Regions from separate parts of the Homo sapiens genome. Here region 2 is linked to region 1. The links are chromatin loops, found by intact Hi-C in ENCODE. Cell type or tissue: MCF 10A. All regions are shown on one strand.

Region 1 (8,000 bases):
TAATATTTCATTATCATATGAATCAGAAATAGTTTTTAACTGACATTTATTTTTCTGTTTTCATATACTAGATAATGCTGTGATGTATTCCTTTGTGACCTTGTAGTTGAATTCTCCCCAGTGATTACTATTTTGTTAAAAGCATGCATTCCTGTTCACTCCTTACTCTTTGGAAGGGATTCTAAGTCTTGTTGAAGCATATCACCACCCAACTGGAAAGGCGGTGTCAGTTTACCCTGGCCCTGGCTGTGCATGAGAGTACCTGTTTCTATTTGTGAAACTTTAATGTAAAATTAGATCAATGGGCATGAAAGAAAACTGGGGCATAATTAAGTTCTGTGGTTCGCTGACCCAAATCTGGTACCATGAAGGACTGGCAGCAGCTCACACATTTGAGAGAGGAGAGAGCAGCCGGGGACACTGTTGTTCACTTAGTTGTGTGGTCCAAGCAAAGATGAGAACAGCAGCTCTCAGGTGTGGAGCCGTTGCTGGTTGACTAGGCATTGAGCACAGTGCTCTCCAATTGGATAATTTAATCTCAGCAATGCTTGGAGGTAGGGACTTTCATTAGCCCCATTTTATAGAAGCAGAAATGGAGGTTTAGAGAAACTGTAAAGTGTGCAGAATTACAAGGCTACTCTATGGCAACGTTGGGAGCTGAACCCAGGTGCCCTGATGTTCAGCTTCCTGCTCTTGTCTTAGGATATTAGTAATGGAGGTGGAAATCTGGATGCAAGAGCCAGCACTGAGCCTAAGTCAAGGGCAAACGTGGTAGCTGGCTGGTACTGAGGGGAAGGACCAGCTTCCCCCAGTTGTTCAGCTTCCTGCTCTTGTCCTAGGATATTAGAAATGGAGGTGGAAATCTGGATGCAAGAGCTAGCAGCGAGCCTAAGTCAAGGGCAGACGTAGTAGCTGCCTGGTACTGGGGGAAGGATACCGTGGAACCCCTTAGTTGGAAAAGTTATCAGCTAGTTGGAAAAGAAAACCTGGGGATTTGGCAAACACAGGGAGGTGAGGAGGGGGAGCCAGTGTAGGGAGCGTGTGCGGATTCGAATAGCAGATACGCCGCCGTGGAGACAGGAGATGTAAAACTACCACTTGCCCTGTTTCAAGGTTTACATGCATTATCCCACTTAATCTTCAAACCACTCCATGATGTAGGAAGTATCATTACCTCTGTTTTGCAGCTGATGAAACAGAGGCCCAGAAAACTTAAATAGGGTTGGACCACGAGTATCACAGCCAGGATCGGACCCCAGGCAGCCAACTCCCAACACTGCCGAAGCCAACTGCGAACTAAGGCTCAGTGGAGAATTTGCAACCTGGGATATATTTGTTGGAAGTGATTGCTCCCTCCTTTTGAACTTTGCAGCAATTATTGTCTGTAGAATTCATCTGGCAATTAATCATGTACTCCCGGTGACAAGGCTCTTATTGTTGTCTTGAAATGTTATTTAAATCGCACATTGTTATTTAACTTCTTGCCCAGAGAGGCAGACTGTGCCTGGGTATCCCCCACCTCACCCAGTGCATGTGGTACCACAGTGCAATAAATGTTTGATTTAATTTCATTTGAGAGGCTTCCGGGCGGAAGTGATAATCTCATCCTTTAGACTTTAGTGACAGGTGACATTCGTGGAGGGGAAGAAGTAGGAGAGGAAGGGGGACGATGCCCACAGTTGTGATTCAGAAGAAAATGGGAGAATTGAAGGGAGACCGAGAGAAGAATAGAAAGCATCCCTCTTCAGGGCTGGGCGCAGTGGCTCACGCCTGTAATCCCAGCATTTTGGGAGGCCGAGGCAGGCAAATCATGAGGTCAGGAGATCGAGACTATCCTGGCTAACACGGTGAAACCCTGTCTCTACTAAAAATACAAAAATTTAGCCGGGCGTGGCGGCAAGCGCCTGTAATCCCAGCTACTCTGGAGGCTGAGGCAGGAGAATCGCTTGAACCTGGGAGGGGAGGCGGAGATTGCAGTGAGCCTAGATTGCACCACTGCACTCCAGCCTGGGCGACGGAGTGAGACTCCATCTCAAAAAAAAAAAAAAAAAAAAAAAGCATCCCTCTTCTACAGTCCAATAGGAGGACTGAGTGCATGCCTCATATGCCGTCATAAACTCCCTCCTTGTCTCCTGTCTTGGGGGAGATGTCCTGTCTCATTTCCAAGCTGCACTACCAGGGGTGACTTGGGTCCTTGCTTTTCTGCTTCCCGGGTTTGCCTGACTTCACGCAAGAAGCCAAGGGTTTTAGACAGTGGGAGGCAACGTAGAGGTCTGAACAGAATTATAACTCTATGTTGCCAGGTTGTCTTTATTTTGGGAACCATTCCAAACGTTCCTACTTTTCCTGTTTGAGCTGTTGGAAAAATGGTACTCAGTAGTATTCACTGGTGGTTAAGGGACGAGGCTTGGGTTTCAGAAAGATGTGGCTCTGTCACTGACTGTGGTCTTGGGTAAAGGACTTCCCTTCACCAGCCTTGGTTCGTTCATCTGTAAGATAATAGCATTTACTCTTGCCACCGTTATAAGGCTTAATAAGAGGGTGGATGAAAATGCTATGGACAGAGTACCTCATGTGCAGTGCAGCACAGGCTTTGCACATGTTAGTTGGTGTTAGAACTGGAAGTACCCAGGAGAATATCCAAAAGTCCTACGACCGCATTGAACACCAGGGTGAAGGACCAGCGTGTTCCTTTCCTTTCTCATATTTGCAACAGAAATGTCACCACTTGGGCTCCGTGACACTTTTCTTGATGACATTGTCCTGATCATCAGCTCTTCCCTTGGCGCCTCGAGACATTTCCAAACCACATCATTCCACACACCCTGGAATGTGCACGTTTCCTTTGTCAGAAGGAACTGTGGCCATCAGACGTTGGACAGCTCTGAGCCGGGTTGTTTTCTTCTCATCTACTTACTGTTGTGCTGAAGTTTGGTTTTATTTTTTAATGTAAGAATTGTCTGGAAGTTATTCTTCAGTCATTTCATTAGTCATTTACTTTCTTGGTTTTGAAAATTGAGGAAAAATTACTTTGAGGCAGTGGGTCAGATGAGCGTGGCTGGCTGGGTAACCCATTTCCCGCTGAGTCACCTGTCTGCTCAGACAACTAAATGCTGAAGTATGCTTGATGACTAGTCACTGGCCAACGTCATATTAATCTGAAATTTCGTTTCTGCTCCTTTTAAGTTATGGTAGCTTTGGTTCCTTGGTGGGTTTTTTGAAAGTGCTCCAAGTATTGTATTGATTGGATGATGTAGCCTGGAATTCTCGGTTATCCCCCAAAGTGTTTTTTTCGATTTGAGGCATAAAATTATGACATAGTATTGTTCAAAAAGATGGGATTCAAATGCCTTCATTTTATAAGAAGGGAAACTCAGGTTCCGAGAAGCTCACTGACTTGCGAAACATCTCAAACAGTTGTTGGCAAAGCTGGGATGGCGTTGATCTTCCTGGGAATTTGTGATGTGTACTCACCCCCTGGGTCTTGCTGCACTTCTGCTAAAACTACCTGGAAATTATTTATTTTGGTCTTCTTCCTTGATAGAAGAGAATCTGAAAGTCAGGAATAGTGGCTGCCTCCAAATGCCCTTGGCTCCTTCTCCTGACCCCCTAATGAGCATGTCCCCAGAGCATGTTATAACCTTGGAAAACAAGGCTACTTAGTATGTTTGTACTCTGATGCCTGTATGTTCTGTACATGATCTGGCCTGAATGATGGATGAGGCTCCATACAGGCTTCCTGTGTCTTCTGCCATTCTCCCCTCCCTACAGTACCATACCTGACGAAATAATAACATCGAGTCACTGAGGAGGTTTACCATAGTGTGGTGCTACAACCTTAATTCGTGGTGTTTTTTTTTTTTTTTTTTTTCGAGACAGAGTCTCGTTCTGTTGCCCAGGCTGGAGTGCAATGGCACTATCTTGGCTCACTGCAACCTCCACCTCCTGGGTTCAAGTGATTCTCCTGTCTCAACCTCCCGGGTATCTGAGATTACAGGTGTGTGCCACCACATCCAGCTAATTTTTGTATTTTTAGTAGAGATGGGGTTTCATCATGTTGAAATTCTGTTTGCTTTTTAACTTAACTTGAGCATAAGCTTAGAAGATGATTTGGGGGCTGGGGGCTTTATTTATTTTAGCAAGTAATTTGGCCTGTATTTTTATTCCTTTAAGTAATTTGTAACTAACTACAAAGGCCTCTGGTAAGATGGCTTTTGTTTCTAGTTGGAACATGGAGACCAAGAGAACTCTCTAGAAAACAGATTTGGCTCCACTGCTATGGGACTTCACACTTACCTCCACAGAGGGGCTCTTCTGATGCCTCTATGTAAACAGCACTTTTAAATCCTACTTCAGGGACCATTGGTTTTCTCTCAAGAGATATGTTCCTTTTTTTTCTTCTCTTAACTCTTTTGTTATTTTACTCCTTTTCCAATAATGGAAGGCTTTTCAGTTTTACATTAGAGGCTACTACTTGTTTTTTTTTTTTTTTCTAATTGTAAAGCAGGCAAAAATCATCACAGAAAACAGATCTCAAAAGAATTGCACTTAGTGTTGTGACCTAGTTGGTTTCTTCATTCTTTGAAACATTATTTGATTTTTCCTCCCGTATTAGCTGTTATGTATGCCGGTTACATAACCTTAATTTTTCATGGAAAATATGGATGTCATCAATTAATAGGACTACCCCTGCTGTTGTTATGGCTGGCTTCTTCTAGAATGTTCCCACTGGGGAAACTGAGGCTTAGGTTTGATACTGCAGGATTTGCCATTGTAATGTTTTCCTTTTAGTAACATCATCATTATGAATATAATTCTTGTTCTCATCCAGTAGAGAGCCTTGGTTACCGGCAACCCAGTTCAAGCCTTTGAATAGATACATAGGGATCACCTCTCTAGTGTGAAGATGAAAATAATATAATTTGTTTACCACCTTGAGTTGTTTACCACAGGCTGTGAAAAATATGTTTTGAATTTAAAAGTGTGAAAAACAAGTGTGCTAGCTATCAAAAAAGCTCTCCCCTCAAAGTAAACATGTTTATAGAGCAAGACTCAAAACAAAATACTTGATAAGCCTAGCCAATCAAAAGAAAGTAAACATGTTTACCACAAAAGCCTTATAAAGAACCCAGATGGCAGCCAGCTCTCTGTTCACTTGACCGTCCTTCCAGGGAGCTGCAGAGGCTCCCCTGGGCCTTGGGGACCGGGCCGCCACTTGCCCTGCTAGCAGGGGGCCTGCCTTGTGCTAGCTGTGCTCAGTTAGCTAGACCCAGTTTGCCAGTGGGAACGGAAGGTTTGTGTTTTCTGCCATTTAATTGAATCATGAGTGGAAGGTATTTGTGAAAATGATTCTGGAGTTCCCATGATTCTTAAAGAGCAACTTGTTATAGATAGGGTGCCAAGTGGGCTTCTGGGGGACTCTTCCTGGCTCCCCAAAAGAGCCTTCCTGATGAGCGTCACGCCTCCCAACCTTCTGTGTTCCAGGCGCTGTCGTGCCACCATCCAGGATATAACCTGCAAATCCCAGACCCTGCCTTGCTGATCTCACTCTGCGAAAGAAACCAAAGAGCTTGAACAGGAAGTCAGTAGAAAAGACAAGGCCATCTTGAGGGATACCAGGGTTTTCAGGGCACTGGGTACCACAATATGAGTCTTAGATGATGTAAAAGACACCGAGTTCAGAAACGTGAAGGTGGATTGTGTGCACTGGGAGGAGCAATGGATTCAAGGTGGTTAGTGGCATTAAATTATTTTGACTATAGTCACCTTGCTGTACTATCAACTACCAGGTCTTATTCATTCTTTCTATTTTTTTGTACCCATGCAATGAACATTTTCTTCGAAAGGTCATGTTGTTGTTCAAAAGTGTTTTCACCTTTTGGGCTGGGCACGGTGGCTCACGCCTATAATCCCAGCAATTTGGAGGCCAAGGTGGGTGGATCATGAGGTCAGGAGATTGAGACCATCCTGGCCAACATGGTGAAACCCTCTTTCTACTAAAAATACAAAAATTAGGTGGGTGTGGTGGTGCGTGCCTGTAATCCCAGCTACTCGGGACGCTGAGGCAGGAGAATCGCTTGAACCAGGGAGTCGGAGGTGGTGGTGAGCCGAGATGGCACCACTGCACTCCAGCCTGGCAACACAGCGAGACTCCGTCTCAAAAAAAAAAAAAAAAAAAAGAAAAGCATTTCAGAGTTTGGATTTTTTTGATTAGTGATGCTCACTCTGTAGTAAAATACCTGAGAAAGGTGTTGAAGAGCATTTTTGCCATTTATTTATTTATTTAGAGACGGAGTCTCACTCTGTCACCCAGGCTGCAGAGACTTGATCTGGGCTCACTACAACCTCTGCCTCCCGGATTCAAGCAATTCTCCCACCTCAGCCTCCCGAATAGCTGGGATTACAGGCACCCGCCACCCCACCTGGCTAATTTTTATATTTTTGGTAGAGACAGGGTTTCACCATGTTGGCCAGGCTGGTCTTGAATTCCTGACCTCAGATAATCTGCCCATCTCAGCCTCCCAAAGTGCTGAAATTAACGATGTGAGCCACTGTGCCTAGCCATCCTTGACATTTAGAAGTAACTGCCAGTTGGCTGGGCAGGAAGCGGTGGTTCCCTTACATGTGACTATGAATAGAAAGGTTTCCATGGATCTTGGAATCACGGTGGAGGAAGGTGATGGTACTTTCCTTGAGGGTAGGTGACAGGTGAGGTGGGCTGTTGGCAGAGGAACGACTTGGCTGTAACAGGAATTGAAGAGAGACCAACTCTTTCTTTTTTAGTTGCTTGAAGTTGAAAGATGTAGAATGAGTGGCTTCTGGAAAAGGAGAGAGGGGACATCTTTAAGGGTAAAAGGCAAGTCTCTCCATTCATCCAGATGATGGTAGTGGAAGATGGTGGAGAGAGGTGAGCACTAAGGCCCAGGGGAAGGAGGAGTGGAGTTTCTTCAGCACAGAAGGGAGATTCTGGAGTGTTCTGAAGCCAGCAGGATGATGGTCTATCTCATCCCCAAAGAGGGGAAGTGATCAGTTAGGTCAGTTGTTCTCTAGAGCAGGGTTTGGACATAGATGGGGGAATGGAGCAGACAGATGCCACAGGAAAAATCTCACTAGCCTGCGAGTTTCACATGGAATATTCAGGAGATTGTTAGTGAAAAAGAGAGCAATAAACAAACAAACCGAAAAGGTTTCAGGTTGAGCCTCAGAGCTAGAAAAGTAATTACGTAATTCCCCATGTGTTCTAATTAGTCTAGTGGGTTTACTTAAAAATTTGTTTTTGAGCATAGATACCAATAAGTCCTCTGGTGAGTTGAAAGAAACCTTACTAGTGGAAGATTAATAAAAGGAATAGTGATTGGTTAGTTTTAGGGAACTTCACTGAAACAAAGTTAGTTAAATGGGCTTGCCCAAACCATGGAGGTTGGTGTAGTGACCCATTTGGTTAAATCTGGTGACCGTTTTTTACCAGAACTTTATTAGAACTTAGCGCTAAAGACAGATGCTTATTTAGGGCACGTTTGAGTTATTATTATTATTATTTTAAAAACAGAAGTATTATTTGTTCTTCTTTTCCTAGCCTATGAATTGAGGTGGATTGGCATCTTATTTATGAGCTGACAAACACATACCTTTTTTTGCAGCTGATGTGCTTTTTTGAACTGGGTTCAGCATTGTCAAAAAGTTATTCACAGGAGTTGGTGATGGAGCCCGCTCCACCCACTTCTGTTCCCTTTCTATTTTGGTGCCATTTGCAACAAAGGAAACTAAGTTTGTAAATTAGAGAAGGATTGAAGCTCTCACAAATGCACTTCTTATCAGGTTGTGTAACAGATTAGACAGAGCAGGCTCACTCTTGCTGTGGCACGTGGGACCCGAGGAAACATCCATGCAAACTCCATGAGGTGGCCTTGGCCAGGGGACTCCCAAGTTTTCTGGCCAATCTGATTTAGTTGCATTTAAAAACGAACAATTATGAAGATGTATATATCTGCATGTCTGTA
Region 2 (8,000 bases), 180 kb before region 1:
TTGGGTTGTGTCAGGCACCCCCTCTCCCCACCCCCTGCAATGCATTTTGTGGGGCACATTTTCCCCTGCGGCATTTGCTTGCAGCCCAACATACTCTCTTCATCGGCTTGCTGAGATGACTCATCCTCCCAGGCACAGCAAGAAGAAACAGGCAGCATGCCCATTGCTTGTTTATTCCTTGTTTTAATTTTCATTATTACGTTTCTCAGGAAATGCACGCCTTAGCTAACAGTTACTGGCAAAAAAATAAATAAATAAATAAGGTGTTTGAGTTCTTGCCAACATTTGGGGAAGCTGAATGAGATGCCTAGAGGAGGGTTGGCCCATCCTTTGCTTAAAGTTTTCTTTCCTTTTTTTCTTTTTTGTTTTTTTTCTGTCCTTTAGCCCATGAAGAGCATCATGCTTTTGAAGGTGGACGTGGAAAACACTAATTGCACTCTGTAAAGAATTCTTTGTCCTTTGCTGATTGGTTTTGGAAACGGTCTTAACAGGAGGGAGAGTGAAGAGAAGACTTGCCGAAGCCGATGCTGGTCAATTTAGAGTGGGTTTCTGTCCTTGCAGATGGGCAATTAGGACTCAAAGTGGCAGGTGGGGTGGGGGGAGATTGTGTGGGTTTCTACCGTCACATTACTTGCTTTTTAAAAAAAACACACACAAAAAACTTTTTTTTTGGCTTTCTAAATTCTCTGTTCTTTTCACTCTGATTTTTTTTTTTTTTTGCCGTTTAAAATTCCTTATTCAGCCTAATTATTGTTTTCTACACTCCCCTTTCATTGAGGCACAAGAAATGGGTTTCCCTTTAAGTAGCTCTGCTGTACCTAGTTAATGAGAATATGCATAATCGTGACAATACTGCTTTTGAATACCACACTGTACAAGGAGGAACACTAGCTTGGAGAAATCTGTCTTCTGATTATTTGTTGTGACACATTCCTATGTACTGTGAGCTGGGCATTGTTTTTTTCTGTCCCAGGGAAAAGAAAAACCATACTTAATGTGATTTTGCACTGACAGCACACAAATCTTTAATTTTCCTTTTTAAAACATTTTTTTTTAGTGATAAAAGGAAAATAATAGTTGGATTGCATAACATGAAAACTATAATCACAATTCAGTATCAGGATATAAATCAAGCTCTAAGTCTTTGGACCCTCTGTGGAAACATTTCTAACCCGAATTTTAATTTGGCCTTTTCAACCAAAGGCTTAGAGTGGTAGCAAGGGATTTCTTCCAATAGGAAACCTGATGTTTCTGATTTAAAGAGAAGGTGATATTTTAATTGTTTGAATTAAGCTCCTTGCAAAGTTCGGGTGTGTTTACCCACTTAGGGCTTTCTTTCCCAGTCAACGCTAACACATTTTGTTAAATGATCCCTTTCCCTGCTCACATTGTGTGTCATTTCTCATCATCAGTAGTCCTCCAGCCTGGGCAGCTGTCCCCACCCTTTTTCATGTAGGTGCAGGAAGTTAAATCTCATTTCCAGGATGCATGTGAACATTTACAAAGTTGAACTTTGAGTGCATTCTGCTCATATGAATTATTGGGATTGTTGATATATATTGTATTATGCTACCAAAGAAATATTGGTTTTATTAGAAGGAAATGGTCATCCTCTGGACCATGGAGACTAGCTCAGAATACGCTGATTTCCCTCTCCTGACTTTGCCAAGCCTTTGGCTGCTTTTGCCTGATAAAGGGCAGGGCCATCTGAAGACACTTCCCCCAGTCGGCTTTGGAGTCACGGGAGCTAGTGCCTGCTCACACATTTTTCAAAAGGGCAGTGCACTCAGAACTTCACTGTACCTGGGATTTTTAATTCCTCTTGCAGTGTTGACCAGCAGAGAGACTTGAGGCTACTTTAAGCCTCCACTATGTGTTTGTAGATAAAATTCTCCATTCAAACATTTTAAAGGACTTTGAACATTATCTGCTTATGGAAGTTGTGCCCTTCACTTGGTTAGTAACCACCTCAGCCATAATACTTACCATCATAGGTTTCTTAAAATGCTTTTTTTTTTTCCCTAAACTTGAGTTTCCTTAGTGATTTCAAAATGAAGTATAAGAATATCAGATCCAGTTAGCAAAAGCCTAGGACTTGTTTCTCCAAACATTGTACTAACATTCAACTTGTTTTAAAATTATGACTCAAGAATTTTAAAAAATTATTCTGGACATGAATTAAAACTTTTTTATAATATAAGTATTTTTCTGATTGAAAAAAGGATATAATTGACTTCACTCTAATTGTCATGTATATTTCCATAAGTAAATGGATTTTGAAGTATTTTTATTTTTTGAACTTTATTTAAAGCATTTGTGATGACATGTTCAACTTTTGCATGTATGTAGCCTTTGAAGTAAAAATAAATAGGAATGTTAGGCTCACGTTAATATTTCTAGTTTCTGTTTATGATCATGGAACATGACTAGCACACAAAGTAGATTTTTGCCCCAGTGAACTTCTGCAACTGTTTCTGACCCTTTAGAAAATACCAACTGTGAGAAGGATTTAATTTGCCTAATGTTAAAAACCTATCATCTAAATTACTTTCAGAGAGGATTTTGTCAGATTTTGGTTTGGAAATTGTTTTAATTGAATATTTAATCATAATAGACTTTGTATGAACTAAGCTGATTTAATCAGTTTAAAAACCTCTCATTACCTTCTTAGATTAAAGAAGCTAATACTGTTTTGAGATAGAAGGAAATATTTTGTGGGGCATGTGACTTTTGTGTTAAGGCAGTTTACCCATCTTGGCTGATGTGGGGAAAGTGCAAACTTCCAGTAGAATCCCGGTCTTTTCATCCAAGTGCTTGCAGGGGCAGCCTTGTAGTCTGCAAAGAACCATGCAGAAACCAAAGAGCTTGCTTTTTTGTCTTTGTAATTCCTTAGGGTCTGTGATATATGCCAGGAAATCTGATTGAAACTAATATGCTTTTTATTCTCCCATTATTCCCTAAATTGTTATATCACAGGCACTTGCCTACATTGGGAAAGTAAGGACAAATAATACCCATTTAAAGTAACTTGCCTATATTTTGACTGTCTTTCGTAAGCACTTGCTGAACTGCTGACTTAACTCAGTTTTAAGATTTCCTCTTTCCCCCCAACTTTTCCACATTTCTTAAATGAGGGTGTAATTTACTGCAAACATGTACATTTAATATAATATTGCTGTTAGATTCGTGGTACACTTTATGAAGCAAAAACATGAAAAGGAAACCACAACTCTAATAAACTTTAAATTAAAGATTAAGATGACTCTTTCTCACCCCTCTTCTTGAGTTTAGCCCATGTCTACACCATGCACACAGTCACAAGACTTTATAGCTTAGAAACTTTAGGTATAATTGGGTCCTATAGACATAATATACAATCCACCAACTGAGCCTTGGCCGAACTTGTCCCTTGTTAAAGACGTAGGGCTAGCCAGCCACAGAGCTGGGTATTGAAGTCGGCAAGTTGTATCCCGGTGCAGGCGTCCTTAAATGGAGAGTACTCAGAATCTGCCAGCCTTAACCTGCCCACTAGCCACCCTAATCAAGCATTAAATATCTGATCCAATCTGGCCACTGGTGTAACTCCGTAATCAGACATCCTGTTTGTAAACAGCTCCTCCTTCTCTCCCTCTCCCTCTCAGAGACAGAAGTGGTGCTGGGGTTTGGAGTTTGAAAATAACCTTCCTATGACAGGAAGTGGGCTTTTGCTATTAGTTGCCCAACTCTTAGAGGATCCCAGCTTGTGTCTTTAGACAAAACTGACAGCCTTTGGAACGATCGCATGGTGGCGCTGCCTTCCAGCCAACAGTTCTGGCTCAGCAGCAGAATTTATCCAGCTATGTTTGTAGAATTTTTTTAAGATCCTACTGCATTTTGCTCTTAAGCTTTTATAAAAATTTGACGAGAAAATGTAAAAATGATACTTGGCAATAAGACATTTAGTTTTCATGCACCTAATAAAAATGTGTCAAAGCTAGATCGCTCCAGATGTGCTTAAAATATCTCAAATCCTAGGCTCTCATTGGCCTTATAAGTGATTGGGAAGAAAAAGAATAAAATAAACTCACATATAGGAGATATGGAAAATATTTCATCAAATATTATGCCCAAAGAGAGAAAATTAGGAGTTGATTTTTTTTAGCACTCTGAATATGGAACTTCCTTTTAAAAATGTAATTCTACCCTTCACCTTTCCTACATTGTATGTTTCTGTGAGATTTTACTCATTACAAGTGAAAGTAGAGGACTGCCTGTGAATTGTTCACTTCTGAAAAGAATATATTGAGATCAGTTAAAATTACTCAAGAGTTTGGTGACTCAGGATTGTAAAAAGCCTGGATCTCAACAGCTGGGAGGAGTCAGAGGGTGAAGTGGGAAAAAATAGGGACTGAGAGGCAACGAAAAGTCCCTTTGAACCTGTGGTCATTTATAGCAATTAGAGTGGGTTGCCCCTCTACTTCTCCCAAGAAGAAATCCCAAATAGATTCCTTTCATGTCAGATTATACTGTTCTGATTTTATTTTCTATTATTTTTACATATACATCCAAATCTAAGAATACTTATTCAGATTGGCCCACTCAGGCCAAAAGTCACTGTCTTGTGTTCTAGAAATTCTTTCATGTTGCTGACATAAATCCATTTTTAAAAGAACATTCAGGGACTCTTAGAATTTTAGAGTGGAAGGGACCTTTGAGATCATCTACCAGTGCTTCTCACCCCTTAGCATGCAGCAAAATCACTCAGATACTTACTTATTATTCACATTTCTTGACCCCAGCACTAGAAATCTGGGAGGATATCTGCATTTTTAACAAGTGCCCTAGTGATTCTAATGCTGATGGTGCTCAGATCGCTCTTGGAGAACCCCTGATTTTATCCAACTCCCACATATGACAAATGAGGAAAGCCTCCCAACCCTAAGCTCTGTCAGGTGACCTGATTCCAATGTATGATACCAACAATCTTATGAAGGCTGGAGAAAACCATTAATACTGAGACTTGAGTAGATGATGCTCGTGAATAAGAACTTTATGGCTGGGACCACAGCAGTCATGGGAGCCCATCCCTGGAAGTCCATAATATAAAGCCTTTAATACAGAGTGGTGGTTTTTCTCTTTTCTAAATACCATTTCAGTCTGTTAAGAGAAAAGAAATTAGTGTTCAGAAAAGTAGTTACTCCATATGTGCAGTAACTACTTTTCTATAATGTCTTATGGCATCTGGGGTTCAGCATCATTGAACAAGATTAAATGAACGTTATAGAGCTATAAAATTGCATGTAAAATAACACAAAACTGTTCAAATGACTATCAAAGTAGCCTGGGAATGAATTTCCACTAAAATTAATTGTCACTTTCAAAACGTAGCTTAGCAAAGCTGTTACTAAACTGGAGAGATCCTTTAATACATAGAAATGTCAAAAAAATCAAATAAGTATTCCCTAAACGATGTGAGTGATAAGCAAAAGTCATTGCAAAGTCAGTATTTTTTTGTTCATCATTGCTACTGAAATTCAGAGTTCCATTGTATATGTGTGTCTTGAGTGTACCTTATTAGAATATCCAATACAATAGCTTTTGGATATTCTATGCTTTTGTGTCCTTCAGAAATCATGAGATTGAAGGAATCTGTGTTAAATGTTTTTGTTTTGGTTGCTGCCTGAAAAAAGTTACCAACTCATTTAGTGAAATGCAAGATTTCTTTATGAAAATTTCAATTTCTAATATCGAAGTCAGATAATTTTTCTTGAACTTTTATTTTGGAACAGATGTTTATTTCGGATCTATTAAAGTGTCAACTTTGCATTATAGAACTGAACATGAAGTAAATTGAGTGTTTCTGAGTTTTCTATAGAAAATTTATGCTACCTCTCATCTTTTCACATACAAATAAGCAACTTTTAATGAAGGCTTAGGGTGAAAATTTTAATTTTAGCACTTTACATTACATGATGAATGGTGAATATTAAAGGACTTTGAACATTTTAATAAACTTACAGTGTTTCTGTTTTCAAATAGAGGTATTGATGCTGTGGATATACATTAAATTCTCCCCAAAGTTCTCAGACTTTAATCAGATAATGTGGCTTACAACCATTGTTTTTGTTTTTAAGTTTTAACACTGTCTTTTCAGTATTCATTTAAAACAAGTCACCATGACTTTGAATATATTCTCATGGAGAATTTATTTCAATGATTATATAAAAGAATTTCAAAATTTAAACTAGTGAGCATACTTTAGCTTGAGACAGCTAACATTATTTGTCCCAAATTTAAAATCTTACATTGAAAGTTATTAATTCTTTAGAATAGTCTTACCTGTGTAAGTTGAACCAGGTTTGTTTGATTATGTTTTGGATCTGCTTGTGCCCCCACCCCCCTATTTTATACCATCTGTGCCCTGTGCAGTTGGGGACCCTTTCACATCTGGCTACAAGCTGGTGTAATGCCCTTCCTTTTGATCTGGCTTCATCTAGTGATTTGCTCAGTATTTTTAAGGTCAGACTGAAAACTTTTCTGTTCTAGTTATTTTTGATTTTATATTGTGTGTTGTGTTTGATGTTCAGATACATGTGAAAGTTGCTTCTATAAGTCAGTATTTTTTATTCCAGCCTTTTGCAGCAATAAGGTAAGACTAGACTATACTTTTCTTACTTGAAAAGGTAGTGATTTATGTGTTTAGTGCAAATGTTTAGACTGTTTTGCAATTTTCTAATTTGGGACTATATTGCTATGAATTTGTGCTTCTTCATTTTTCAGGGTAGTAGTTCACAGGGTTTGTTTAAGTGTTAGTTTGTAGAACTTTATTTTGAGATCTTTTGTAATCTGTTGCTACTAATTCTCATTCTGTATTGAGGTTCTTATAGTATAGAAATGTCATTTTCATCCTCCAGTTTAAAAATTTCATGCAGTTTAATCAACCACATCACTTAATCATTATTAGATTTCCAGTGTGTGTGTGGTGATTAGAATAACCTTGTTTATTACAACACATATTAAAAGTTTCTGTCCAACACCTCTAATATGTGTGACGCTGCTAGCATGGAGTCTGACGCTTAGTAGGTTATCTGGTATTCTGATGGGGAGTAACTGTTGTTATTTTTACACTTCCCTGTTGAACACATTTGATAATAGGGCTCATCTGGGTCTCTTAGAAAACGTATCTTGCTTATTTTAATTCTTTTTCTTTACCCTCTATTAAGAATGGTTCCGTTTTAGAATAAGTCAATTACTCTCGTTGCTCTTTTGTGCTGCAATTTGCTGGTGAGATTCAGTTGTCCCCTGTTTCGGCAAGTAAAGTGAATTTACTCCTCCTTTCTGGCTGTCTAATATATTCCTTTAAAAACAAACAAAACGTACCAACAAACTCTTCTTCCATTCATCTGCAGACTTTCCTATCTCTCCCTGCAGAAACAAGCAATTCAGGATCTTATGTGTGATGCCTAATTAATTTTAACACAGCGAATTTAATGAAATCGTTGAAGAGCAGGGCATAACACTAGGAAGGCTTTAAAATTTCATAATGTTTCCCTCTCATATTTGCATCTGATTACTGCCACCATGCATTCTGTGTGTACTTTATCATCTAGTCGTTATTGATGCACTTTTTGGAATGTGTTCTCGGTTGTTCTATTAGCATAGGTTCCTCTGCCTTGTCACCTAACGTACAGTTTTCTTGGAAGCCAAGACCATGCATGCCTTTTCTTCCTCAGTGATCCTTTCGCTGCAGTAACTGCTATTAAAGAACTTTTAACTGCTTTTCGTTAATGAATGCATAAAAAAATCTCTGGAATCCTACAAGACGATGGTTCTTTTGTTACATGAAGAAAAGAAAAAACAGTAGCATTTGCAAGGGCCAGCAAGTTAAAATATATGTCATTAAAATATGTTTCTATTTCCCATCATCTGGCTAGGCTGTGGTGCTGACTAGCTTATTTCTTGCCAGAGAAAATAAGTTTAAATCATAAGCATATTTAACTAGCAAGCATAAATCATAAATT

Evidence for each region. Hi-C counts contacts between places; a loop is a spot of excess contacts. Peaks named below come from ENCODE experiments on the same cell type or tissue, not always from the same donor. Only the 100,000 strongest peaks of a DNase experiment are listed, where the experiment ranks them.
Region 2: it touches region 1 in a loop (5-fold over the local background); 3 of 110 quality-filtered maps call a loop at or near these places.

Annotation. Positions count from the first base shown.
Region 1 is chr3:71,499,473-71,507,472 of GRCh38, reverse strand. All of the region lies in intron 2 of FOXP1 (forkhead box P1), which reads left to right. Among named protein-coding and RNA genes, the nearest start is that of MIR1284, 39 kb to the left of the region's middle. RefSeq lists an enhancer at 2,658-3,857. In MCF 10A, no CTCF peak of the experiment used is centred here; DNase peaks (open chromatin) are centred at 3,102, 3,422 and 3,742.
Region 2 is chr3:71,677,113-71,685,112 of GRCh38, reverse strand. It overlaps EIF4E3 (eukaryotic translation initiation factor 4E family member 3), which reads left to right. Exons shown (of 7, transcript NM_001134651.2): 7 at 385-8,000. The coding sequence ends at 431. Among named protein-coding and RNA genes, the nearest start is that of EIF4E3, 44 kb to the left of the region's middle. In MCF 10A, a CTCF peak has its summit at 3,807; DNase peaks (open chromatin) are centred at 142, 3,762 and 4,322.